Regions from separate parts of the Homo sapiens genome. Here region 2 is linked to region 1. A link is a loop called in an ENCODE intact Hi-C map of the cell type or tissue named here. Cell type or tissue: heart right ventricle. All regions are shown on one strand.

What was found. Peaks named below come from ENCODE experiments on the same cell type or tissue, not always from the same donor. Only the 100,000 strongest peaks of a DNase experiment are listed, where the experiment ranks them.
Region 2: a loop joins it to region 1, with 5 times the contacts of the local background. A loop is called at or near these places in 4 of 110 quality-filtered maps.

What each region holds. Positions count from the first base shown.
Region 1 is chr11:123,107,812-123,115,811 of GRCh38, reverse strand. The region is part of intron 1 of CLMP (CXADR like cell adhesion molecule); the gene reads left to right. Among named protein-coding and RNA genes, the nearest start is that of HSPA8, 50 kb to the right of the region's middle. In heart right ventricle, a CTCF peak has its summit at 4,232 (motif pointing left); no DNase peak of the experiment used is centred here; H3K27ac peaks cover 569 bases; H3K27me3 peaks cover 1,305 bases.
Region 2 is chr11:123,490,249-123,498,248 of GRCh38, reverse strand. The region is part of intron 2 of GRAMD1B (GRAM domain containing 1B); the gene reads right to left. Among named protein-coding and RNA genes, the nearest start is that of GRAMD1B, 64 kb to the right of the region's middle. RefSeq lists enhancers at 3,751-4,267, 4,268-4,784. In heart right ventricle, no CTCF peak of the experiment used is centred here; no DNase peak of the experiment used is centred here.

The sequences.
Region 1 (8,000 bases):
GTATGCAGCAATAGATAATATAAAATATAATATACATACAGAAGAACACAGCCATCATAAAGAGCTCAACAAATTTCGTGAAATGGTCACACCCAAGTAACAAGCACCCAAATCAAGAAATAGAACCGGCACCTTGGAAGGCCCCACCATGTTCCCTTATATTCACTACTGCTTACTCCAGGAGTAACCACTACCTAGACTTCTAACAGCACAGATTTTTTTTTTCTGTTTCTGTACCCTGGAATCATATAGAATGGAATCCTATAGAATGTACTCTTTTGTGTCTACTTGTTTCTGATCAGCATTACATTAATGACATGTAGTTTCTGAAAGCCTACTCTAAAATGCCATTGTTGAATCATAATATTTAATCTATTCCAAATAACAGTAAAGAAGACTGTGAGTTTATATATATGTAAAAAATGGGAGTCTAAGTAAAGAAAAATAAATTGAAAAACATTTCTAGGCCAGGTGCAGTGGCTCACACCTGTAATCCCAGCACTTTGAGAGCCTAGAAAAGAGGATCGCTTGAGCCCAGGAGTTGGAGACCAGCCTGGGCAACACAGCAAGACCTTGTCTCTACCAAAAAAAAAAAAATTTAAATTAGCCAGGTGTGCTGGTGCACACTTGTAGTTCCAGATGCTCAGGAGGCTGAGGCAGGAGGATCGCTTGAGCCTAGGAGATTCAGGCTGCAGTGAGCTATGATCACACCACTGCACTTCAGCCTGGGCAACAGAGCGAGACCCTGTCTCAATATATACTTTTTTGTAGATGACCAAGAGTAGAAAACATGAAGGTGAAAGCTTTAAGGGGAATCCAGAGCAAAAAATTTGTGTTAGCTACCTATACTGGGTAGCAGTCCAATATACTGTTCAGGGTATAGGTCTTAGAGTTAAATGGCTGGATTAGAATAGTGGCTCAATTCCTCGTAATCTGTGCGATCTTGGGCAAGTTAATCTTTCTGCATTTCAGTATCTGTCTGTAGAATGAAGATAATAGTGCTTACTTCACAAGATTATTGAGAAGATGAAGAAATGGAAATGAATATAAATCAAGTACCAATGCTTTGCACATAATAAGTCCTCAAAAATTACTATTATTAAGAAGTGTTACATTTGGGGGTTTTAAAAATTATAGGTTGCCAAATTTGTACTATCTGTGATTTTTATCATGTAGGACATGATTTTCCTGTGAGTAGAAAATGCAGGGCTGGGAGTGGTGTCTCACGCCTGTAATCCTTGCCCTTTGGAAGGCCAAGGAGGAAGAATTGCTTGAGCCTAGGAGTTCAAGACCAGCCTGGGCAACACAGTGAGACTCCCCCATCTCAAAAAAAAAAAAAGGAAGGAAGGAAGGGAGGGAGAGAGGGAGGGAGGGAGGGAGGGAGGGAAAGAAAATGCAGCTCCTTCAATTCTTTGTTTCATGGCTCTTCTGCCCCTCCTTAGGGAGAGTGAATGAGAGGAGCAGGGATGAAGTTCAAACCAGTCATCTTCTCTCTTCGTTATTAGCTTTGATAGGAAAGTGGAAGGGGCAGGATAAAACTAAAGGCTGAATTGAGGATTTGTCAGTGGATTTTAATTATCAACATAATCTCAATTCTTCCTGGCCATGGATCCCTAACAATCGATTATTTTCTTTTTCATAGTAAGTCTGTGTCTATTTTTAATTCCCGCCCCCTCTGCCTCTGTTCGAATCTCTCTGACGAAGGTAATAAAAGATTTAGATTTAGAAAGCGACTTCACATTTGGAACGAGACAGCGACTATAAATAGACATGTCAATGAAATAGGTTAGCATGAGATCTGGATCTCTGAGAGTCTCGGAATCAAAAGCATACATTCTTGCCTGATCTGTGTACTGGCACAGGCATTCTTGCCAGGGTGTTCAAGCAGTTGTGTGTGTGTGTTTCTGCATGTGTAAACATGAATACATGCATGGAACCATAAATAGCATATTATCAAGGACAGAATTCAGAGAGGTACCTGCTGTATTTCTGAATGGTGGAGTGATCTTTGTGGACCAGATTGTTATCCTTATCCTGACAATTATTACTGGAGAAATCAACACAAAACATTACTCCCAAATAGTCAACCCCCAGTCTGTAGAATAGCAGTGCAGCTTCCAGGCACAGTATGTTTTATTACTGACCATCCTCCTTCCCACCACCAGACTTTGAGAACCTATCAGGACGAAGGGTCCACAGTGATGTTCCGATCTGCCAAACGCAGAAGTCAGCTTGGCAACTGGTTTGCTAATCACTAAGGCTGCCATTCAGTCTGGAAGGTCATCGCCTGCCAGGTATAGCTGCTAAAATTCTAACGTACTCTTCAAGGTCTGGGATAAACATTTCTTTTACTATGAAGCCATCCCTGATCACATTAGTGATCTTCCTCCACTAAATTCCTAAAACAGTTTGACTCTTACACAATACTGACGATCGTACACTGCCTTGAACTGGGTGCCTGTTTTGTGTCTCTATTTGATTGTGATCTCTTGATACACAAAAGACAATGTCATTCATTTCTGTATCCCTGGCAGCACCTAGAATGGTAACAGGTGCTGCTCACATTTATTGAACAAATATGCACTCCAGGTTACTCACCTCTGGGTGCCAATTATTTTGTCAATGTACCTGCTAATTTGTGGTACCCACAACTGGAAGCATAAGGGGTGTTTAAGAAAATGTTGTAGCATCAGTATCCTTGAATATGTTATGATATACAATAATTAAAAATTGGGTACTGGGTGAGTGTGGTGGCTCACGCCTGTAATCCCAGTACTTTGGGAGGTCGAGGAGGGCAGATCACAAGGTCAGGAGATCGAGACCATCCTGCCTAACACGGTGAAACCCCGTCTCTACTAAAAATACAAAAAATTAGCAGGGCGTGGTGGCGGGCACCTGTAGTCCCAGCTATGCAGGAGGCTGAGGCAGGAGAATGGCGTGAACCCGGGAGGCGGAGCTTGCAGTGAGCCAAGATTGCGCCACTGCACTCCAGCCTGGGTGACAGAGCGAGACTTCGTCTCAAAAAAAAAAAAAAAAAAAAATGGGTACTAACAGACCTGTCAAGATCTTGGAACCGTTTTGCCGTGATTTCAGATCCCCAGTGACAATAAGAGAATGTAAATAACTTGATACATTTCAGCTGCCTAGTTTTAAATATGAAATTGGCCTGCAGATGGCCGAGCACAGCGGCTCACGCCTGCGATCCCAGCACTTTGGGAGGCCGAGGTGGGGGGGCTCACCTGAGGTCAGGAGTTCGGGACCAGCCTAACCAACATAGTGAAACCCCATCTCTACTGAAAACACAAAATTAGCCAAGCGTGGTAGCGGGCACCTGTAATCCCAGCTACTTGGGAGGCTGAGGCAGGAGAATCACTTCAACCCTGGAGGCGGAGGTTGCCGTGAGCCGAGATCACACCACTGCACTCCAGCCTGGGCGACAAGAGCAAAACTCCGTCTCAAAAAAAAAAAAAAAAGAAAAAGAAAAAGAAAGAAAGAAATTGGCCTGAAGGCAAGATAGTGACCAAATGACCTTCTGTGGGCCTGCCCAAGCTTGAGATTCTACATTACATATAGTCAGAGCATTCCAGGGTTTCGTAATTTACTGGCCTAGAACAAAAACTAAACTTTAAGCTTGAAAGAGCCTTCAGAGTTATTTTGCCAATTCCTTAATCTCCCTGAAGCCATTGGGGCAGACGTGTTCCGTTCCTCGTTGCCTTTTCTTATTAACTATCTAGAGGCCATAGTTGACCACATCTGATGAATTGATTTGTTTCATAATAAATTCCACAATTAAAATAAGTTTTTTTCCGAGCCAGGGGCATCACTTGAGACCCAGAGTTCAAGACCAACCTGGCCAACATGGTGAAATACCGTCTCTAAAAAAATAAATAAGTCTTTTTTGGTCTTAGACAAACAAAGTAAACATCTGCTTCAGTTGGAATAAGTTAAAACAGTGATCTTAAGTTATTAAAGTAGTGTACGTTTCTATTTCCTGGGAAAAGTTCCTCTCAAATGCCTAACCGTATTTTCTAAGATTTTCATTTTTTCCATGGGCCTTTGAACATTCAATGCACGTGGTTGGAAATTTAGCACATAACCACAAATGGCAGCAAAGTGCTTATAAGCTTAAATCCAAAGTAGTCTGTCATTCTTTGTCCATTAGAATCCTTGTTACTAAGAATAACTACCTTAAAGGTGAGGCCTGGCTAATCCTCCCTAAGTAAATTCTGCCCCCTTGTGGATTAAAAGAGCAACAGAAAGGAAAGAAATGCTGTAGTTGGATGGGCCAGTTCTTTTCAGTTCTTTGAAAAAGCGCTTCAACAATCTTGAAAAGTCCCTTCAACAATCTTGAAAAGTCATGTTAATAATGGAACAAAACTATGGCCGGGCATGGTGGCTCACACCTGTAATCCCAGCACTTTGGGAGGCTGCGGTGGGCCGATCACCTGAGGTCAGGAGTTCCATGCCAGCCAGGCCAACACGGTGAAACTCCGTCTCTACTAAAAACACAAAAATGAGCTGGGTGTGGTGGTGTGCATCTGTAATCCCAGCTACTTGGAAGGCTGAGGCACTTGAACCCAGGAGGCAGAAGTTGCAGTGAGCCCAGATCGTGCCACTGCACTCCAGCTGAGGCACACACACACAAAAACCACACACACAATGGCACAAAACTAGACCTTTTGTATAAATTGTGTAAGCGCTCACTGATGGTGACAAAATACACCGACAGTATTTTACACTTGTATTTTATATTTCGCATCACATTCAACTAAGACAGGGCCTTGAATATACTGAGCACTCATAATTATTAGTAGTTCATAGAATATTATAGTTAGAAAAGACATTAAATATTGGGTTTAACATCCACATATAAGGACCCCTTTACAGCTACTCACACACTCTCATTTGAATGACTCCAGTAATGGAAAACTCACTAAACAGTAGAGCTCTTTCTCTTATCAGACAGCGCTGTTACAGAGTCAGTCAACATATTAAGCCCAAATGGCATAAGCCCTTTCCTTCCTTTCCCTCAACTTCTCCCTTTTCCCTCACTCCTTTTCCCCATCTTTCTCCTCCTCTAAAACTAACCCACAGACTGGGAAGGAAGTAGATGCTCAATATCCGGCCCCCCTTGACTGACGCCCGCAGCTCAGGTTGTCACCTTGGTCTTTGTACCAACACCATTTTTTTTTCTTTGAGAAGTTTCGGTCTGTTGCTCAGGCTGGAGTGCCGTGTTGTGATCTTGGCTCGCTACAGCCTGCACTTCCTGAGTTCCAGCAATTCTCCTGTCTAAGCCTCCCTAGTAGCTGGGATTACAAGCAGGAGTTACCACACCTGGCTAATTTTTTTTTTTTTTTTCTGACGGAGTCTCGCTCTGTCACCCAGGCTGGTGTGCAGTGACACAATCAGGGCTCATGGCAACTTCCACCTCTCGGGTTCAAGCGATTCTCCCATCTCAGCCTCCCAAGTAGCTGGAATTACAAGTGCCTGCCAACACGGCCGGCTAATTTTTGTGTTTTTAGTAGAGACGGGGTTTCACCATGTTGGGCAGGCTGGTCTCGAACTCCTGACCTTGTGATCTGCCCACCTCAGCCCCCCAAAGTGCTGGGATTACAGGCGTGAGCCATCGCATGGGCAACACCACTTATTTCAAGGACTCCAGGAAGAAATATCCCCTTTGGAGGGATGGAAGGAAATAACTAGGCACCATAATGATTCCGTAATTCTGACCAAAGGAACAAAATGCAGTAAACCTATTACTTGTTTTGTGGCCTTTTAAATGATGGAAGGTAGCTACAATGCTGCCCCTTGGTCTTCCATCTTCATAATTTGTTCACCTATAACTGCATTAGCTGTTCCTCATATATTTTTCTCACCCTATCATTTGCCGGTCATGACTCCCCGAATGCCCCTTTTTGTCAATGTCCTTCCCAGTTTTCAGCATCTAAAACTGAACACAGTTGCTCTGGATATGCTAGGTTGGCTAGTATAAAGTACAATGGAGATGTTACTCGGTGTTTGGAACATCGAACCTCTATAAATGCGGCCACATCATACTGGTGGTCAATAAATCTCTTGGTTCCCCATGTCCTCCAGGTCTTTCCCACCCTGGACTTGTGTCTCACTGAAACTTTAACATTTGCTTCCATTCAATTTCTTCTTGCTTTGGGTCAGAATCCCAGCCAGCAGGATAACTATGTACCTCAGGTGTGTCCAACCAGATTAGCTCTGCTACCTAGCTCTGTGCCATCCACATTTACAAACATGATCTCTGTGTTTCCAATCTGCCGGTTTCAAGGAAAAGACAATCATCTTCGGTGTGGGGAAGGAAAAATAATAAAAACTAGTGATGGAATATCGGCAGTGTGGCCTTAGCTGTGTGGTCATCCTCAGTCTTCTCTTCTCTAAAAGAGTTGATAACATTGGCTCTCACGGGCTCAGATCGATAACAAATGATAACATTTGAGTCACGGGTTCACATGAGATCATGCAGTTGAATCAGTTAATTGTTCATTGTTAAATTAATATCAGGTGTCAACGATCCTCTTTTGAAGGATTTGAAGGAGTAGGAGAGACTATCATCACCTTTGTATTCTTAACACCATCCTTGCCTGATAGGTGAAAAGCTCAGTGCAGTTTTTTAATGTGGATAAACACTTGCAAAGTTCCTACTGAGACAGTTTTTCACAGAGGGGAAGGGAGGCAACTCAACCATTTTTTTTCTTTCTTTCTTTTTTTTTTTTTTTTTTTTTGAGACAGAGTTTCACTCTTGTTGCCCAGGCTGGAGTACAATGGCGTGATCTTGGCTCACTGCAACCTCCGCCTCCTGGGTTTAAGCGATTCTCCTGCCTCAGCCTCCCAAGTAGCTGGGATTATAGGCATGCGCCATCACAACCTGCTAATTTTGTATTTTTAGTAGAGACAGGGTTTCTCCTTCTCCATGCTAGTCAGGCTGGTCTCGAACTCCCGACCTCAGGTGATCCGCCCGCCTCAGCCTCCCAAAGTGCTGGGATTACAGGCATGAGCCACCGCGCCCAGCCAAGTTGATCATTTTTAATCAGTTTGTGTTTAATCTGAAAACTTCTCCAACTATCTTCCATCAGTGTCAGGTTCTCCCTTTTCCTCATTCTCCTCCCTCCCACTCTCCTCCTTTTTCCTTCTCCCATCCCCCACTTCCCTTCCTCTTCCTTTCCTTTCCCTCACCTTCTCCCTTTTCCCTCATTCCCTTTCCCCATCCTTCTCCTCCCCTAAAACCAACCCACAGGCTGGGAAGGAGGTAGAAGCTCAATATCCGGCCCCCCTGACTGAAGCCCAAAGCTCAGGCTGTCACCTGGGTCCTTGTATCCACACCCCTAATATTAAGGACTCTAGGAACAAATATCCTCCTTGGAGGGGTGGGAGGAGATAACTAGGCACTGTATTGACTCCCAGATGTCTGAAATTCCACTGATAACTTGCAAGCTTCATTCCTTTGGCTTTAGGCTTTAAACTGTTTAAGTACCAAATATATGTTTGTATTTAAAAAGACAGTAAAATGTCAGGGATTTAGCAGCTCATAGTAAATATGGTCTTCTTCTTCTGAAGACTCTCATAAAAGGAGTGGACTGGAGAGGTTCTGGGGTTGGGCTGGGTGTGGGATTGGGAAAGCAAATGGCAGAGGAACTTCACTAGTTCGTGACAAGGGAGGCTAGGGGGAGCTGATCGGAGAGGACAGGTGGTGCCATTAGCTTCCAGGTGCTCCCTCCGTCTAGAATTCTTTTCCCTCCCTCTGTGTGGTAAAAACATGCCTGTCTCTCCAGAACTACCTCCATCCTTACTCACTGCAGTCTTCCTTAATTGCTCGTCAGGAATGACCTTCTCTACAATATTATCAATTTTCTTAGGTGTGCTAAGATGGCTGTTGTTGTGAGGAATAACATGCTTATTTTTAGGAGATGTGCACTGCAACATTTAGACTTAGTGTCATGCCATCCACAACTTGATTTCAACTGGTACAACAA
Region 2 (8,000 bases), 380 kb before region 1:
AGTACAAGCTTGACCACAGTGAGGAAGAGCGCCAAGCAGGCTCTTGGGGTCCCCAGGTCCAGTTCAAGGCTCGTGGTCAGCATTTCTGGACCTGCTCTGGACCAGAGGGGAGCTCACTGCCCTGAAGGGTGGGTCCCAGGCCTGGCAGCATTCATCACAAGCGGAATGAAAAGTCTTTGGACTTTAAGTGAACATCAGCAGTGGCCTGGCAAAACCCCCTGTTGGCCGGTGGTGGTGGCCACAGGGAGAGGCTCCTCTGGCCGGGAAGGGGGAGGGAAGAGTGGGAAGAACTTTTTCTTGTGGTTTATATGCCAGCTTAGCTTACCATTTTTTTTTTTTTTTTTTTTTGAGACAGATTCTAGCTTTACCGCCCAGGCTGGGGAGTGGTGGCGAAATCTTGGCTCACTGCAACCTCTGCCTCCCGGGTTCAAGCGATTCTCCTGCCTCAGCCTCCTGAGTAGCTGGGATTACAGGCACCCACCACCATGCCCTGCTAATTTTTGTATTTTTAGTAGAGACGGGGTTTCACTGTGTTGGCCAGGCTGGTCTCAAATTCCTGACCTCATGATCCGCCTGCCTCAGCCTCCCAAAGTGCTGGGATTACAGGCGTGAGCCACAGCACCTGGCTGCCAGCTTAGCTGCAGTAGAATAGAACACCAGGTAAATTTCTAAGGTTTTTTACTTCAATCCCTGGCTCTAAGACAGCATCTCTGGACTCATCTGGGGCCTAGGGGAACTTGCTGCCCTGAAGGGAGGGCCATAAACCTGGCTGGCTTTGTCACCAGCTGATTGTAGAGCCCTAGGATCTTGAGTGAACTTACATGGTAGCCAGGTCATGGTTACAGCAGGCTTTGAGTGAGACTCAATAGTGTGCTGGCCTCAGGTCTGAACCAGTGCAGTCCCCATGGTGGTGGCGACAGGGGTGCTTCTGTTTCCCTACTCTCAGTTCCAGGAGGCTAACCACAGTGAGAAACTGCATTTGTTTGGGAGAAAGTAAGGGAAGAGAACAAGAGTCTCTGCATGGCAATCAAGAGAATTCTTCTTGATGTTCTCCAAGACCACCAAAGTGGCACCTCCATGAGTAGACAAGAACCACAACATTATTTGGTTTGGGGGCCAAATGCCTTCAAATACCTGAAAAGCCTTCACAAAAAGAATAAGCACAAACAAGCCAAGACTGTGAAGACTACAATAAATGCCTAACTCTTCAATGCACAGACACCAAAGAACATCTACAAGCATCAACACCACATCTAGGAAAACATGACCTCGTCAAACAAACTAAATAAGGCACCAAGGACCAGTCCTGGAGAAACAGAGATATGTGACTTTTCAGACGGAGAATTCAAAATAGCTGTTTTGAAGAAATTCAGAAATTTAACATAGCACAGAGAAGGAATTCAGAATTCTATGAGATAAATTTAACAAAGAGATTGAAATTATTAAAATGAATTAAGCAGAAATTCTAGAGGTGGAAAATGCAACTAGCATGCTGAAGAATGCATCAGACTCTCTTAATAGCAGAACTGGTCAAGCAGAAGGAAGAATTGGTGAACTAGAAGACAGACTATATGAAATATGAAAATACAGTTAGAGGCGACAAAAGAATAAAAAACAATGAAGCATGCCTACGAGATCTAGAAAACAGCCTCAAAAGGGTAAATCTAAGAGTTATTGGCCTTACAGAAAGAGATAGGGGTAGAAAGCTTATTCAAAGGGATGATATCAGAACTTCTCAAACCTAGAGAAAGATATCAATATTGAAGTACAAGAAGGTTATAGAGCACCAAGCAGAGTTAACCCAAAGAAGACTAGCTTAGGCATTTAGTAGTCAAATTCCCAAAGGCCAAGGATTTTAAAAAAGGATCCTAAAAGCAGCGAGAGAAAAGAAACAACATACAATTGAACTCCAATACATCTGGCAGCAAACTTCTCAGTGCAAACCTGACAAGCTAGGAAAAAGTGGCATGACATATTTAAAGTGCCGAAGGAAAAAAAAAACCTTTTACCCTAGAATAGTACATCTGGTGAAAGTAACCTTTAAGCACAAGGGAGAAATAAAGACCTTCCCAGACAAACAAAAGCTGAGGGATTTCATCAACTCCAGACCTGTCCTATAAGAAATGCTGAAGGGAGTTCTTTAATCTGAAAGAAAAGGATGTTAATGAGCAAAAAGAAATCATCTAAAGGTAGAAAACTCACATGTAATAGTACACAGAAAAACACAGAATATTATATCACTGTAATTGTGTTGTATAATGTACTCTTATCTTCCATAGAAAGACTAAATGATGAACCAATCAAAAATAATATCTATGGCAACTTTTCAAGACGCAGAAAGTACAATAAGACATAAAGAACAACAGAAAGCTAAAAAGCAAAATTAAAGTGTAGAGTTTTTATTTGTTTTTGTTTGTTAGTTTGTTTATGCAATCAGTGTTAAGCTGTCATCAGTTTAAAATAATGGGTTATAAGATAGTATTTGCAAGCCTCATAGTGACCTCAAATCAAAAAAACACACAACCGATGCACAAAAAATAAAAAACAAGAAAAGACAAAAAAAAAAAAAAGAAGAAGAAAGACAAACTTCGCATGGTTTCACTTATTTGGGGGAACTAAAAAGCAAAACAATTGAACTCATGGAGAAAGAGAGTAGAAGAATGGTTACCAGAGGCTGAGAAGGGTAGTGGAAAAGTGGGGGGAAGTGGGGCTGATCAATGGGTACAGAAAAAATAGAAAAAATGCGACCTAGTATTTGATAGCACAACAGGGTGATTATAGTCAATAATCATTGTACATTTTAAAATAACTAAAAGAGTATAACTGAATTGTTTGTAACACAAAGAATACATGCTTGAGGGGATGGACACCCTATCTTCCATGCTGTGACTATTACATCCCTGTATTAAAGTGTCTCATGTAACCCATAAACATATACACCTACTATGTATCCATGGAATTTTTTTAATTTTTTAAAAAGCATATTAGGGCTTGTATTTATATTTATGTTTATTCCATCTTATTAAAATTTGTTTCATTATATTACAGTATACATAAAATATTTAGTACAGAAGTACACACATAATTTATGTGTGTGTGTATGTGTGTCTGTGTGTGTGTGTGTGTGTGTGTGTATGTATATATACATATGGTATGTGCTCAAACAATTTTAGTGATAGGTGTTTGAATCCAAGCCGGAGCATCAACTTCTGGTACAATGACTTCCTCAATACCTAGAAGAGCAAGTTAGGAGTAGTAAAGAGCTCTCCCGAGCTTACATGATTAATCAGTGAGTGATTGAAAAGAGAACCCAGCAGTTTATCCCCTGACTTCATCTCAACCCTGGAGTACAAGGGAGGCAAAGAATGCAGCAGAGAGCAGGACAAGCCTAAGATCGGACTCTCTGTTTTGAGCCCCCGAGTTGCCACCCACTCACATTCCTTCTTCGCTGAGGCTGGTAGGAGGATGGAATTTCTCCCAGCAGGAAGTAGGGAAGCTGGGGAATAAAAATTACCATCCATCCTGCCAGTTGTCCAAATCTAAATCCCAACTATGGCATCAGCAAAGATAAGAGGAGTTTGCTGAGCTATAATTAACAACCCCCCTTTCTCAGGCACAAAGAAGAAGGGCTAGAGTAGGAGAAACAGAGCAGGTGATGGTTACACCTGCAGACAGTTCTGCTGACAGCCACAGAAGCAGCCAGGACTGCTAAAGAGGAGCTCTAAGCTGGGAACTTGGGGAAGCAGGAGCAAGACAGGAGCACTCACTTGCTTCTTTGCCCTGCCCTCAAAAGTCAGAGCTTAGCTCAGACCTAAAAAAAAAAAAAAAAGGCCTTAAGTGCTGTCTTCCACAAGACCATGTGACCCCCTAAGCATATGTGCAGGTGGATCAGAGAAAGGGGAACATGTGAGAGGTGGTCACAGATCAAAACATTTCCATGAGCATGAAAAGTTTAAAAAGGTTAATAGATGTGTAAAGGTCAGTCTTTGCCCTCCATTTGGGCTACAGTCACGAAATTCCATGATCCTAGAATGTCAGCATTAACAAAAAGTCGTATATGGTTATTCATTGGTTCATTTACTCATTTAGTAAGTAGTTAAGTATGATTATGTGCCAGGCACTGTGCTAAGTGTTGCGGACACAATAAAACAAAGATGGTCCCTGCTCTCATGCAATTTAGGGACTAGTTGGGGAGACAGACAATGATCAAGTCAACAAATAAATACAATTATAATGTGATTAATGCTAAAATGGAAAATAAGCCATTTATTTTGATGCAAGTGAGGGAGAGAAACCCTACTGGGACAAAGGGGTAAGAGGCAGCCTCTCTGAGATGTGACAGCTCCCAGGTGAGGAATCTGAGCTGAGAGCAGTTCGAGTGATGAGTCACTAACAGGGAGGAAGAACTCAGGTCTTCCTCTCCACCAACAGCACCACTATTAACAACATTGTTCCTGGGATCTGAACAATAGGAACATCTGGGGCCTCTACTGAAGCTGTTTACAAAGGGACACTTCCACTGCAGAATTTAATCAAAGTGAGCCTCTTCTGAGATGGGACCCTCTTCCTAATCAGCTGGAACAAGCTGAACACCTTCTGGGCCCACGTTCCACATGGAGTTCGAGTGGGCTGCCTGCGGGTAGGTCTGGAAGCCCGTCCACACAACTGCCACTCTGGGCTTTTCACCCCACCCTCAAGGCAGCTGTCTCTCACCAGGACAGTGAGGACCAGAGTTTATATAACTGGCTTCCCCTGGCAACTGGGAAGTCAAACATTACTTCTCATGGATTCATGTGTGGCTTCCCTTAATAAGTTTGCAAACCTCCTGCTCAAAACTCACTCTCCACACCCCTTGCAGGCTAAGCCCAGGCCTACTATTTGCTGACAGTGACACAAGCTGCCACTTACTGTGTGCTACGTCCAGACACAGTGCTAAGTGCCTTTCTTATTTTATCTCAGTTCAATCCCCACAAGCTCCATAAAGTAAGTACAATTATCTTCATTTTTCAGAAAGGAAACATTCAGAGAGGATGAAATGTTTTTGCAAAAGCACCACAGCCAGGATGTGGCAGAGCTGGAATTTAAACTAAGGTATTTTGGTCTCCAAAACCTGAGTTCCCCGCAGCCATTACTGAATCTTGTCCTTGCACCACATCACAGGATCAGAGACTTCCTTATTCTACCATTATCTGTTGAGAACCTACTGTGTGCAAGGCACAGCGCTGAATATCGGTACCAGAGAAGTCATCTAATCAGAGAGGGACACAGTCTTTGCTCACCAGCCCCAAAACTTTAGCCATGAGAAACCCTTGTCAATAGACAGCTAAACAATCACAGGCATCTATGCCTATGCGTGTGTGTGTGTGTGTGTGTGTGTGTGTGTATGTGTGAAAGAGAGAGACAGAGAGAGAGAGAGGATTGAGGTTAAGCCACCTACTGCCTCTAGCCTCTCCCTACCTCTGAAATCCATTTGGCCCCTCTTTCTGCCTTTCTCCTTCCTTTTCTCTCCTCACTTCATTCATTCCATCTTTCTCAGTGATGTTTCTCTTTACGCCAAAACAAAAGCAAAAACACACAAACCTGCCCATAAGTTTACATGATCCTCTCTCTTGAATGCCTGTCAGCCTTCAAATTTAATTCTAACCTTAGGGGCTGGAACCTCTTCCTCCTCCAGGAAATCTCCTTCTTCTAGTTACAGAGGCCAAGAGGGCAGGGCAGATTCAGCCAGGAGCCACTGCAGCCCATCTGCCAGGTATGGGGGCTGTTTTAGGAAAAAGCACCCCACATCTGATGCATGCTCAAATAATTCTGGAGTCAGACCAAAGTGCCCGACGAGGTGATATAGAAATGAACACACAGCAATGGCCCCAAACACCTACTGCTTAGGTCTCTGTAAGTGGAAGAGAATGATCCACACCCCAGAGACGCCAGCGCCCCTGTCCAGGGGATGCTACACAGGCAGACTACACTGTTCCCTACCGCACCTTTCTCAGGATTTCCAAGTTCTTTATGGACTGGAGCAACTTATCATAAAGGAGAAAAGTAATGGTCCCTGGCCAGTTATGAAGAAGGACCCGGAGGCCAAGGCACCTCGTTGGGAGGCACACAGTGAGGCACAGACTCAGTCTCCCAGTCAACATCCCAGCCACCCATACCCCTTGGCCTTTCCCTTCAGCCTCTTGCAATGGATCACCGAGTGTCCCTCTTGGGCAGGGACCTACAATATCTCCAAACATGGGAGCCAACCCAGGCAATCCCAAACCTAATCTCCAGGGTCCCCACCACCTACTTGGCTCGCAGAAAGGCCAGCTTCTTCCTCAGGGAGGAGACGTGGTAGTGACAAGCCTGCTTTACAGCAGTGCTGCAAGAGACGGTCTCTGGCTGTAGATTCTGCACCATGCTGGGCTCAGGGGAGGGCTGGCCACATGGCAGCTGGGACCTCAAGGGCTGGGGGCTCACTCTGGAGCTGCGTGGACTTGCTGCCCTTGCAGCTACCCCAGCTGTCAACTGTGGGCTCCTGCACATAAGCTCTCCCCTCCGTGTGGTTCAATATAAAACACAGGCAGATGGAGGGCCCAGGGTGGGCAAGCCTGGGGTCCTGCGTTACCGAGATCCCCTCTGCCTCCTGCCCAAGCCACAGCTCCAAATGAAGCCCTCCTCCATCTTTCAACATCTGGCAGAGCTCTGGGCACTTGGTGAGTTTCCTCTCCTCCTTTGTCCTCAGACAAGGAGGATGAAGCTGTACCTGCATGTGATGTCAGCTGCTGGTGCTGGGGGAAGGGGAGGGGCAGGGAGCACTGCTCCCAGAGGGTTTGCAACTTGGCTCTCTCCCCATGGTAAGGGATCACGGGAATGTCCGTGAGTCCATGGGGAATTCACTGGCCAAGCAGGTAGACGGAGCCAGACTATTCTGGAAATATGCTACTGGGGACATATTTCTGGAACAGAATAAGCAAAATTGAAAAGACTTCCTCTTCTACTAGGAAGCTACCTATCCCAGTGGCTAGACCTGAGTTGGCAGTGATGATCTTACTCTAGCATGACGTGCACCACCACACCTGCTAATTTTTGTATTTTTAGTAGAGACAGGGTTTCATCATTTTGGCCACGCTGGTCTCAAACTCCCGACCTCAGGTGATCCACCCACCTCAGCCTCCCAAAGTGCTGGGATTACAGGCGTGAGCCACTGCACCCAGCCACAAATGTCTTTTAAGGTACTTGGAGAAAAGTTGACACAAAAAAAGTCCCAGAATTAATTATATCCAAACATCACACTATTCTCATTCCACCTTCACTGATCTTAGTTAGGAGACATCATTTTCTATCACACAGAGAAAACAGATCCTGCTGCCGCTAACCTCCTCGCCTTCCTACCATAGCACCTAGGAACTCACCTGCATCCACCTCAATTAGTCTCTCCTGTTCAAGGGTAATCTTCTCACCTGTGATCTGACCCAACCTTCTCTTGCCTCCTCTAAAACTCTGCTTCCTTACCTTTCAATAGATGGCACCCCCTAGCTGAGCAAGCTGGAATCCTAGGACTCAACTCTGAACACCTCCCTTCTCTCACACCCATATGTACCCAATTCATGATCAAGCCCTGGACATTTTATCTCCTAAATATATCTTGAATTTGTCTGCTTCTTTTTTTCACTATCACCATCCACATTCCAAGACATGAACATCCTTAGCTTGGATACAGTAATAGGCTCCTAAGGGCCTCAGCTGATCTCCTAGTGTCCATGAAACAGCCTCTGTGTTTTTGTAAGCAATTTTTTCATAAGCAAATCTGATCCTGTCATCTCCCGTCTCAAAGATCTTCAGTGGCTTCCTGGGCTCTTAAAATAAAGACCAAGACCCTTTTGACTATTCTTTCTTGCTTCTCTATTGCTATATCCTGGTCATCCTGGCCATCGAAGCGCCTGCCTCATCTCATTCATATCATCTCATCTGTCTCACATCACTGCTTCCAATTCACCCTTCTAATCTTTGCCCAAGCC